Linked DNA regions of Mus musculus: region 1 is linked to region 2. The links are chromatin loops, found by intact Hi-C in ENCODE. Cell type or tissue: heart. All regions are shown on one strand. Links, peaks and the distances in the headings refer to the core of each region. The heading gives the core; the rest is flanking DNA.

Region 1 (6,071 bases), core at 491-5,490, 1.2 Mb after region 2:
TGAGACTTTAGTCTGCCTCGTTTATCAGCTTTGTCCTTCTGGGTCTCTTTAACCATCTTTAGAGCAGTAAACAGTTTCAGACCCTGGGACAATATAAGCCATTTCTTGTTCATAAGGTTACACAAGAAAGCACACTCCTACCACAGCCTGTGTGTCCAAGCATGAGTGTATCAATCAGAGTATAAACTGTTTTGTGCCCGAGTGACAGAATCATGTTAGAGAAGCAGGACCGAGCTTGGTGACTCTCTAAGTAAAAAGATTCCCAATCAATCCTGGAAGTTTCTAGATAAGATTAATTAAACACTATATCATCATCAAAAAGGAAGTTTAAAAACTTGCAACATTAGCATCTATTTATAATGACAAATTTTCTTGGTATATAATAAAACTAACTAGAGATGCTTAAATAAGCTGGAGACTCCAATCTTAATACATAACTGTAGTAAAAAATATTAAAAATTATGTTCCTGGATGAAACACACATACAGCCTTTATATTTTATATATGCCTTAGGCAGCACAGTAGCTGGGCAGCTGTCTACGCTCCTTGCTGTTAGAATCTTCTTTCCTATTAGTAACTCCAGGTTATCACTTAGTATTTTCTATGTCCCATCTTGGCTTAACCCAACTGGGCAGCCCTCTAGGCCACGTCGTCTTGGTCCTTAGTCCATGGTTGCTCTCCTTGGCCCTCCTACTCATCCTCTCCACCCAAGTCTGCAAAACCTCAATCCCAGTCCTCTCTCCTGGCCACCTATTGGCTGTCGGCATCTTTATTCATCAATCAAAATTAACTTGGGAGCAGGTCCCAGAGGCTAAGTGCAGACTCCAGGTCTTTGGGCAGCACTTAGCATTACAATAGACAATAAAAGACAAAACCCCCACACATAACTTTCACTTTCATAAATTCTTCAAAACAGCCCAGTTTTCTAATTAACTTGCTTTAAATATTTAATTTGAATAAATTAGTTTTATGATCTATTTTATTTAGGGATTCTGCATAGGATTCACTTGGCAAATGTTTCACAGTACGGATGTCACTGCATTATAGCACAGTGCCTAGGTGCATGGGAGTGAGCAGAGTAACCCTAACTCTGATGGCAACAGAGATGACCAAACATAATTTTAATCTAGGATAATAAGATGCTTTCAGTAAAAAGATGAGAAGCAAAATAGTTCATAAGAGACCAAAGTTGCCGGGCAGTGGTAGCGCATGCCTTTAATCCCAGCACTTGGGAGGCAGAGGCAGGCGGATTTATGAGTTCGAGGCCAGACTGGTCTACATAGCGAGTTCCAGGACAGCCAGGAGTATACAGAGAAACCCTGTCTCGGAGAAAAAAAAAAAAAAGAGGGAGAGAGACCAAAGTTGAGCACAGTGTCGACCACCAAAGATCTCAGCCTGATTTCTGGCATCAGGAATCTGTATTTTAAAATGCTCAGATGAAAGTAAATGAGACAAAAGATCTAGGTTTTTGAGGTAGCACTGACTATGACAATATCATAGGTTCCTGCCAACTGATAAGAGATGTTAGGTACAGCAAATGGGAACTCTGAATTCAAAGCTAGTCTATAGTGTTACAGCTTAAAGCAAAACCTTTGCATGTTATCGTAAAGATTTAATCTTTAATTACATCAGCAATGTTGTGATGGTTTGTATAAGCTTTGGGCAGGAAGTGGCACTATTAGAAGGTATGGCCTTGTTGGAGTAGGTGTGTCACTGTGGGTGTGGGCTTAAGACTCTCACCCTAGGTGCCTGGAAGCCAGTATTCCACTAGCAGCCTTCAGATGAAGACGTAGAACTCTCAGCTCCTCCTGCACCATGCGTACCTGGGTGCTGTCATGTTCCCACTTTGATGATAATGGACTGAACCTCTGAACCTGTAGGCCAGCCCCAATTAAATGTTGTCCTTATAAGAGTTGCCTTGGTCATGGTGTTGGTTCACAGCAGTAAAACCCTAACTAAGACAAATGTTTACCATTTTATTTATTTACTTACTTACTTATTGTTTTTTGGGGGGGAGAGGTGTTCTCCCTATGCAACCCTGGCTGCCTTGGAGCTCAGTAGACCAGGCTGTCCTCCATCTCAGAGATAAATCTGCCTCTGCCTCCCCAGTGCAGGGATTAAAAGTGTTGTCCACCAAATTTGGTTCATTTAATATTTTTAAAGCCAAAATATGTAAGCAGACAAAAAAATTCTTTCTTCTTGTTATCTATGAGGTTTTTTTTTTTTTTTCTTCAAAAAAACGAATAGGAGCGAGCTGGAAGATCAGTAGTAGATCACTTACAACACCCCTCTACCCAGATACTCTGTGTGGATGCAAACACACATACATGCAAAAAATCTGCAAGACAAAGGAACTACAAAGCTGAAAATACTACGTCCTATGATTGTGTGCACTTACATGACTACGGTTTCGATTTTCCCTGATGATAAAGGTCCCTATGACGGGAAGACTGCTTACTCATGAATACATATGCACACGGTGAATGCTGGCACATACCTGTAATCTCAGCACTGGCAAGGCAAACGCGTGCAGCTCCTTGGAGCTCACTGGCCGGCCGGCCGAGCCTTCTGGTAAGTTACATGCTACTGAGAAACCTTATCTTCTAGTTAACCAAAAAAGGACAGCTCTCAAAACCACCAAGGAAGACAATGTCTGAGAAATGACATCCAAGGTTAACTCCTAGTCTCCACGTGGCACTCCCACACACAAATGAATGAATGAATGAATGAATGAAACATGAAATGAATAGAAATTCAACCTTCCATTACACTGTCACTCCCCCAGCCCCCATGTTCCTGCTATAGAAATGGGAAAGCAAAAAGTACTTCACTGGGCTCATGGCCAGTCATGCTAGTAAAATTTCCAGTGAGACAGCCCCATCTTGTGGACTTGCTGAATACTGCAGCATTAGTACCTCGCCTCAGATTCAAAATAAGCCCACACTGTTACAGTACACTGGTTTTGTTTTTTCTTGTACAAAAATGTTAAGTTTGTTTGATCTGTAAAGGGATATCCTAAGACTTCTAGGAAATATGGGTCCTTCAATAGTTGAAATTGTTTAAAAATACATGACGTCATTTTCCCATGTTGTAAAATAGTCAACCTGATAAAAATACATTTTCTGTGTATTAAATGTACGTCTACACATTAAAGCATACTTCGAGAAACTGACTTTCCTGTCTGTACTCAATAGTCTTGATAATATACTTCGTTTTCATGTTGATGGTATTTACACAAGACTCTGGAGCATTTACCATTATTTCCTAGTTTTTATCAGCATAAAATGTTGACAATGATACCATGAATGTAAATACTGATAAACTACTTTTTAAATCAATTTTATCCTATCAAAAGCAAAACAGTATCTGGAGGAACCGCTCAGCAGTATAGTGCACACAATGCGCCTTAGACGTCTGGTCCTTAGTCAGTTCCGCCTCTCTGTCTGTGTGTGTCTCTCTCTCCAGATCAGCAAAAGAAAAGCTAGAGGAAAACCTACTTAGAAAAAAACCAGACACTCACTGAACATAAAGGTGTAAAAGCTTAAGCAAAATGCCAAGGAACACCAACAACCTTCAGACATTTTCCACCTCAGACACAATTAGAACTGAATATGTATGTAGAGTTTTCTGTAGTTTGCAAAAGCCTGCATTTTTTTTTTAAAAGCCTGCATTTTTAATAGCTATAATAAATTTATGTTTTAGAAAGTTTGTACCTGGAAAATTTCCTACTGATAACATATTCTAAATATTCATATGCATATCACTGAAAACTGTGTCTTCCTATCACAGACCCACAGCTATCTTCTGCGACTACAGAAGACTGTGTGGGAGAAACTCCAGTGCAGCTCAGAGATCGTAACTCCTGCTCTCCGCTTCCCTTGGTTATGCAGAGCACGGCATGGGATGCTCGGCACAACACCCAGTCCACTGGCTGCCACCTTCAAGAGCAGCTCAGGCACCGTGGTAGGTAGTGCAGTCCTTAGCGTGCACCCAGCACAGGTCTAACTGTAGCAACTGTAAATACCTAACAATCAAACTGACTAGCAGAACAAAATGGAGCCATCTAACTACACATGGCCTTCATTTACTTTATTGATTAACTTTTGGTGTTCTGCCACATGGTTTTGATATGTAGTTCAGGTTGGCCTTAAACTCAGAGCAATCCTCCTGCCTCTACCTCCTGAGTGCTGAGATTACAAGCATGTGCCATCATACCTTGATACATTGACTCTAGTAGGACACAGAATATCATCTGTAAGAACAGACTGTATTGGGAAAGACCTGCAAAAAAGGACTACAACCCACTGCTTCACCAAAGGTTTATAAACATAAGAACCTAGAAACATAAACTTGGTTACGGGCTAAAGAAATGCTGCTGTGATTTTAGTGCGAGCTGCCGAAAGGAAGGAGCCAGCAAACTCTAGGTGAAGTAGGTAGTCCCCAGTTAGTGTAGGGCTTCAGCCCTATACTAAGCTTTACAGTAGGGTAGAGGGATTCACATCAGAACAATGAAAGAAACATTTCCCCTGCATCCAGAGCCAATGAAGCGTCTGGAGGACCCCACTCAAGATAAAGCAGGGCTTCACACCTGCCACCTTGAGGGAGCCACACAAACGCACCATCAGACTTCCTCACTTCAAAAATCTCACTCTGTCCCTTCAATGGGTGTGGAAACAGAAGGAAGTTATAATCTATGGCGTTTACCATCTTAAGGAGGAAACAAAAACTAAAAAATGACCAGAAAAATGAGGCAGGAGACGGGAAGACGGGCCAGGAAAAGAGCAGGTGGAAAGGTCTAAGATCAAGGTGAGAAAGCAGGCCATGCTGGTGATGCCTCAGCTCCCACACAAAGCGGACTCCCACAGATCATTTGGAACAATTCTTTTCCCTAGCCTTAATGCCCACTGTGTTACTCAAAGTCTGTGGCTTCTTAAATTTTTATTTATTTACTTATTTACTTGTTTTTATGTGGACGGGTATCTCCAAATATTGCTCGCATATCTGTCTGTATACTGTGTATGCCTGGTCCCTGGAAAGGCCAGAAGAGGGCGCTGGATCTCCTGGCGCTGGAGCTACAGATGGGTGTGAGTCTCCAAAGGGAAGCGAATATTCTAGGTCCTCTGGGAAAGCAGCAGGTGCTCCTGCCCAGCTCTCTCCAGCACCCGAAGTCCAGGTTTTGATTATCCATAATTCAAAGTCAATATTACTTCAAAAGCATTTATGTTCTACCACCTCCATGACTGCTAGCCGTCTTCAGCAGCACAGAGGCCCTCTCACCTCCTAGGGTTCTACTTGGCTATCTGTCTCCACTTAGGAGTCCCTGCTTAGTTCTCTTCTCAGTGAGGACTGTCCTGCACAGGCAGCACTACTCCTTATCTCCCTAATGTTCCTCTCTTCATCCTTTCCACAGGGCTTGTTGCTAATCACATAGTTTATACGTTGCTTGTGCGTAGAATCCCTGGGACAGGGATCTCTGCCAGCCTTGCACATGAGTATTCTACAGTAAATACTACTATTTACACTTGTGTCTGTCCATAATGGGCTCTCATGAACTATTTCCCAGCAGTCAGTTCTCTGTGAGTTCCAGGCCAGTCTGGTCTACACAGTGAGTTCCAGGCCAGCCAATGAGACCCTATCTCAGAACAAAACAAAACAACAACAAGGAACAATTTCCTAAATAACAACAAATTTTACCTTGGTTTTTTTTTCTCCAGTAATTTCTCTCACACCCTTTAATTGGCTACAAATCCAGTAGCAATAACAGAACAAATAAGAGGCAGAACACAATAACAGATAATTCAAGACTGACCCAACCTGCCTAGCTAATTTCTCTCCGTTTTTCTTTTCTACAAACAATGATAGTAGGTATGTTTTCCAAGTGCATCAAAAATAAATTTCAAAACTTCTTCCAGACTGGAGAGAGCTCAACAGTTAAGAGCACTGCTGTTCTTCCAGAGGACCTGGGTTTTATTCCCAGAACCTACAAGGTGGCTCACGACCATCTATAATTCCAGTTCCGGAGGACTCTGCTTTTGAGGGCACTGCATGCATGTGTCACACAGACATGCACA
Region 2 (6,071 bases), core at 349-5,348:
ATTTCCCATAGAAACAACGGGGGAGGGGGGGAAAGGGGTCACTTCAACTCATAGTTTCAGAGGGATTTCAGCCTAACTCTGAAAGCACAGCGTTGGCAAGCAAAGTGCCCTATTGACAGGCGTGTGAGGCAGTGCGTCCTCATGGCAGAGGGGCCAGAGAGCACAGGCTGGAACCAGGGTGTGTAACCCCACACTCTAGCCCAGCCCTCAGTGACCTCCTTTCACCATCCAGGCTCCCACTGCTTCGGTATCCACAGGCTTCAAAGTGGAGCAGTACCACCAGCCTGTGGGAACATTCCAGATTCCAACCGTGAGCTGGTGGGACTCTGACAGTGGAGGAAGAGCAGACCTAAGGAAGAAAACCCATCATTCTTTTTCATTTGGGAGCAGTCCTTCTTTAGCTCTTTGCAGTTGCTGCCTCTTGGTGAGTGGTCAGCCTTGGGTTTCATGGTAGCCGGAAGCAGCATGGCAAAGCTGTGGCAGCTAACAGAAAATGAGGAGAGTTGGATGTTGCAGCAGAAAGGTCGGCTTCCATGGGTGACTGGCTCCTGCAGATGGATGTTTGCCCAGCACTGCAAACTGCTTATGGGGTTCATTTACATCTCCGACATCCCTTCATAAATAAATGGGGATGTATTTCCAACTTGGAAATTAGTCTCCCTTGTAGGATGTTTTTCTTGGGGGTGGGAGAGAATTATATGAATGAAGTATCTGTGGTAGTTTGAATGAAAATGCCCTTCCTAGGTTCGTAGGGAGTGACACTATTCGGAAGGATTAGGACATACATGTAGCCTTGTTGAAGTAGGCATGGCCTGATTGGAGGAAGTGTGTCACTCTGCTCAGGGTGGTGGGCTTTCAGAAGCTCAATCCAGGCCCAGTGGCTCCCTCTCTCTCCCTGCTGCCTGCAGATTCAGATGGAGAACCACCAGCTCCTTCTCCAGCACCATGCTTCCAGTTGTGATAATAATGGGATAACCTCTGAATTTGTAAGCCAGCCTTATTTAAATGCTTTATTTTTATAGAAGTTGCCATGGTCATGGTATCTCTTCAGAGCAATAAAAACTTTAACTGAGATGTACTCAGCATTCTTGGGCTGGTTGTTGGAATGAGAAAGTGACCCCCATTGGCTCCTGTGGCTGAACACTTCGTCTTTAATTGGCAGTGCGGTTTGGGAAGTTTCTGGAACCTTGGAGAGGTGTGGTCTTGCTGGAAGAAGCATGCCATTTGGATACAACCCTGACTACCCATAGTCTCACGTCACTTCTAGTTTGTTCTCACTACTTCCTGTGTGTGTATGATTGACATGGGATCTCTCAGTTTCCTCTTCCTGCTGCCATGACTCCCCATAATTATAAACTCCCTGTAAACTGTCTTGGGTCATGCTTTTTCTCTCTCTCATAGCAACAAAACATAGCTAATACTTTAATTCTACTCTGAATTCTTAGTATATATACACACAGTGATGGCTGTTAGCACCCATAGACTCCAGATCATTTCTGCCCTAAAACGTGCATCGTTAGAGATTAGTGGCACGTACTGAATGGACCAGGTTCTAAATAAAAGCTGGGCTTCATTTCTTATGATGTTTCTGTGATAAAATACTCTGACAAGAGAAACTCAAGTGGGCAGAGGTTTATTTCGACTTGATGTTCAAAAGTATATTCCAGCATGTCAGAGAAGTCAATGTAGTGTGTGCTTAAGGCAACTGGATATATCTAGCCTGGAAGCAAGGAGCAATGAATGCCTGCATTCAGCTCACCCTTCTCCTTTTATACAGTCTTAAGACCTTAAGTGTGACTCCTGCCACCCTTACTAACCCAGTCACCCCCAAGTATGTCAAAAGGCTAAGTAATTCCTCACAGGTATGTATGCCTGGATGCTTGTCCCAAAGAAGAGTCCAGATCTTGTCAAGCTGGCAACAAAAGAGAAAGCTGAAATGCAGAAATGATCATTTTGAAGGTGTTTCCATAACCACCTGGACAGGGGGGCATCTTACTGGTCCTCCTATTTTAAAAACCTTAAGGGGAAGGCTCCCTAGATCATAATTTTCAAATCCTGCCTTCATTAAAAATTAAGGTGAAGTAAAAGAATGATAGAATTCTTCCCCCAAGCAGAAAGCAAACTGAACATAGTCATCGAAGCTGAATGCCTATGGATGTTATGGTTCATAGTGTTTTAAGGAAATCAGGGGACTATGGCAATGGAAGTCCAATGGTGGCCTGAAACCTCCATGAATACAGAAGGAAAGAGGGTAGAAGCTCACTCTCCCCGTATGACAGATAGACAAGCAGGGCTCAGAAGTCCCTACCTGGGAATTGGTGACTGTGGGGGTGCCTTCTCTAAGGAGCAGCACTCTCTTAAACAGCTTGCTGTTGGCTTCCAAGGGTGGACACACAGCTGGGGTTCACCAGCCCCTACTTCTCCTGGCTCTCACTAGGAAGGATTGCCTCTGTTTAACTTTTTTTGGAAGATCAAATCTAAGGCTGGCTCCTTTGGGTCACAGGACTCCTTAGAGCACTTTTCTTTTCAATCCTGAAAACACTTCCCATGAGTCCCCTCTTCTGCCTACCCCTGACCTCCCTCCGTTTGGCTTTGCTTGTTCAGCACAGCAGTATTTATTCCCTGCTGAATGAATCCATTTCCCCTTACCAACACAGGAAACCTGAACTCCTCCTGGACCCCATAGAGAATTTCCTTGGAGAAATCACCAGCTTTGTTCTCAACAGCAGGTGGCACTGTTGCTGTAGGAAACCCTGTGGTTTCCAGGGCCTGGGCCAGCCATGAGATATTTTTACCCAAAAAGAGAAAAGGCCCAATATGAAACAAAAACTTGGCAGAAAAAATTCTGAGAAGAATGCAAGGCTCCTGAAAGACTGTAAATTACCAGCAAGTCCTTACACACTGAACCCCAGCTTCGCCAGACCCCAACCCCCATTCCACTTCAGGCCTTTTGGAAAAGGTAACCATCCCGGCAACCCATAGCTGCTAATGACCCCTCCCCTACGGCAGCACGATTCTGTCCCTTCCCACCAGGCCGGGAGGTTCCCACTCAGGATGATGTGACCAACATGAGAGCAAATGCCCTCTTGTCTCCCTGGCTACTGACCTCAGGGGAGCACAAGGGGACTTTGCTATTGGTGAGCTCTTGCCCAGAACCCCTGCCTCAGTTCTCCTGAGGCTCACATTAGCGAGAAGCTCCCGTTAGGGCTACATCTCCCAGAGATCCAGCTGAGTCCAGGTGTGGGCAATGTGGCCAAGAGGAAAAGCTATTTTTTGCCTTGTGCCCCGTAGCTTGCAAAGCTCAGTCACCTATAGATTGGCTCTTGGCATCCATAGCAACAGTATCTAAGGCTCCTCCCAGGTCTCTATTTACAGCACTGAAACATGAGTGTGTGTGTGTGTGTGTGTGTGTGTGTGTGTGTGTATACAGGTTCAGGTGTGTACCCATGCAAGCAGATGCCAGAGGTAAGGTTCAGGCTTATGTCCCAAGAGCTGCTGTTCCCTCCCCCTTTATTGATAGGAACTCTCCCTGGCCTAGAGCTCTCTAAGCAGGCTAAGCTGGCTGTCTAGTGAATTCTTGGAGGTCTGCTTGTCTCCTATGTACTGCTGGACTTTGAAGCATGACCCACGTGTCTGGCCATACCCCTGTGACAGTTATATATGTCACCTCTCCTACCTTACTCTGAAATGGTCCTTGGGTTTGGCAGGTGTGTGTGTGTGTGTGTGTGTGTGTGTGTGTGTGTGTGTGTGTGTGTGTGTGTGTGTGTTCAATGGAAAGTTGGCACATCATGAAATATATAAACAAAGAGTCAGAGTTTGAGGTGAATAGAAAGGTTGCATACGCCAGTAAAGAGCACACTCAGATGAACACATGACCATAGAACTTAAGTAATTATATATACACCATAAAGAGAGAAAGAAACACACATAAGTTAGGAGAGGTTATCCTGGTTAGCTTTAATTGTCAACTTGAGACAGTCTACAATAAAAGCTTCAATAAAAGAATGACCTTAATCAGATTGGTGTGTGGACATGTCTGTGGGGTTGTCTTACTGTGAGTGGACATAGGAGGTTCCAGTCAGCTGTGGGCAGTACCATTCCAAGTAGGAGGTCCTAAAACTGATAGGAAAGCTGAGTATAGGCTAGCTTCTGTGCGAGCTAACCAGCAGCATTCTCTCTAGTTCAGCTGTACCTCCTTGGCTGTGCAGTGAGTTCCTTGGTTAGAGGTACTGCAGGCAGATCTGTCCCAAGCTCCCTCCTGGTCGTGGCTCACTAATGGACTACGGTCTGGAGTTGTGAGATGAAACAAACCCTGGCTTCCTCACGTTGCTTTTGGTCAGAGTGTTTCTCACAGCAATAGGAAACCAGAACAGAGACTGAGGGAAGCAATGTGATCATTTCACTGTCAGGTGTGTGTGTGTGTGTGTGTGTGTGTGTGTGTGTGTGTGTGTGTGTGTCTAGTCCCTGATAAGGCTAATTATGTGTTGGGGTCAGGATCACAAATACTAGTGGATAGAATAGACTGATAGCTAATCTTGTCAACTCCAGATTTAGACCTACCATGGAGACAAACCTTTGGGCATGTCTAGGAGGGAGTTTCTAACTCGAGTTTCTACAGCCTGAATCCACAGGCTGGAGTGCTAGAGCAAATTCAAAAGGACAAAGTGGGCAGAACATCAGTATTTCTGTCTCCCTACTTCCTGACTGGCTCCAATGTGACTAGCTACCTCAAGTTTCTGCTGTCATGTCCTCCCTTGTGGGATAGCAAGGCAAACTAAACCCTTCATTCCTAAGTAGTCTTTTTAAAAAAATTTTGTCCCAGCAATGTAACTAATACAAGTAGATTTAACACCTATGCCACAATTCCTAAGGATGCAGTATATGTAAAGAGAAAGACCATTTTTGTCAAGGGATGAGAAATTATAGTACTTGTTCACTGAAAAAATGGGTTCTGGACACAGCAGGAAAATTGCACATATGATGACATGATGGCTAGACACCAAGCACAAAAACAGTATTAGTTTAAGCCAGTCAAATCCTGCCATGAGTCGGGGGTTCATGTGGGGGCTGAGAGAGAGAGAGAGAGAGAGGGAGAGAGAGAGAGAGAGAGAGAGAATGGATATGTGTACTGAAGCCTACTTGATGCTGGCTCTATGTTAAGATGGTGCTTGTTAATAATAGAGGAGCATGAAGTCCTACACATGGCTGAGGAGCTATCTCAGCAGAAATCTGCTAGGAGAGTCAGTTCTCTTTAAGGGCATGGTCCCTGCTAGGTCTCACACCCTCCTGGAAGGCCGCTCTACTGAAGTATATTTGCAGAACAAATTGGAAGGAAAAATATCTATACAAAGTTGAGTGGGCAAGGAAGGCAGGTGGATTGTGGAGGAACTGGAGGGGAGAAAGTATAATCACAATTCAGTTATCTAAGAACTAATACAGCATTTTAAGAGCTAGGTGTGGAGGCATTCCCAATGGGAAGAATTGGTTTCGTAGGAGGTGGAGGCAATATTGTTGAATCACACAAACTCCGGGAATTCCACAGATTACGCTTAGCTAATTGACCTAGACTTGTGTTAACAAGCGACCTCAGGTTAATCATGTGTTCCTCTAGGTGTTAACTTCCATGCTGGAGGATTGAACTTCCAACTCTCACTCAATGAGGTTGATGTGGGGAGAGAGAGAGAGAGAGAGAGAGAGAGAGAGAGAGAGAGAGAGAGAGAGAGAGAGAGAGAGAGAGAGAGAGAGAGAGAGAGAGAGAAGCATATATTTTGGTTCTACTTCAGATGCACAGAGATGCATGGCTGCAGCCATATAGTCAGAAGCAAAATGGCTGACCCATCATCTGAGGCACCTCGGTTCATGTTATAGATGGTGCGAAGGCTGTTTGCTGAAGGATTAGAGACTAATCACTTTTACATAGGAAAGAATGTGATCTTAGTGCCTGCCAAGGGCATGTGTGGGAGAAGTGATTCTGTTAAGAGTCAGATGCCTGTGGCACTGCCAGGTCACCGTGGCAGCTTTCATCCACATGAAATTCTCAAAGAATAAAATTCAATTAAAATATATAATGT

The links. Peaks named below come from ENCODE experiments on the same cell type or tissue, not always from the same donor. Only the 100,000 strongest peaks of a DNase experiment are listed, where the experiment ranks them.
Region 1: it touches region 2 in a loop (4-fold over the local background); 8 of 42 quality-filtered maps call a loop at or near these places.

What each region holds. Positions count from the first base shown.
Region 1 is chr12:25,024,339-25,030,409 of GRCm38, reverse strand. The region is part of intron 22 of Kidins220 (kinase D-interacting substrate 220); the gene reads right to left. Among named protein-coding and RNA genes, the nearest start is that of Gm36236, 52 kb to the right of the region's middle. In heart, for the core only: CTCF peaks have their summits at 2,887 (motif pointing left) and 5,029 (motif pointing right); no DNase peak of the experiment used is centred there; H3K27ac peaks cover 408 bases.
Region 2 is chr12:26,274,129-26,280,199 of GRCm38, reverse strand. No RefSeq gene overlaps it. Among named protein-coding and RNA genes, the nearest start is that of Gm29968, 25 kb to the right of the region's middle. In heart, for the core only: a CTCF peak has its summit at 2,725 (motif pointing right); no DNase peak of the experiment used is centred there; H3K27ac peaks cover 254 bases.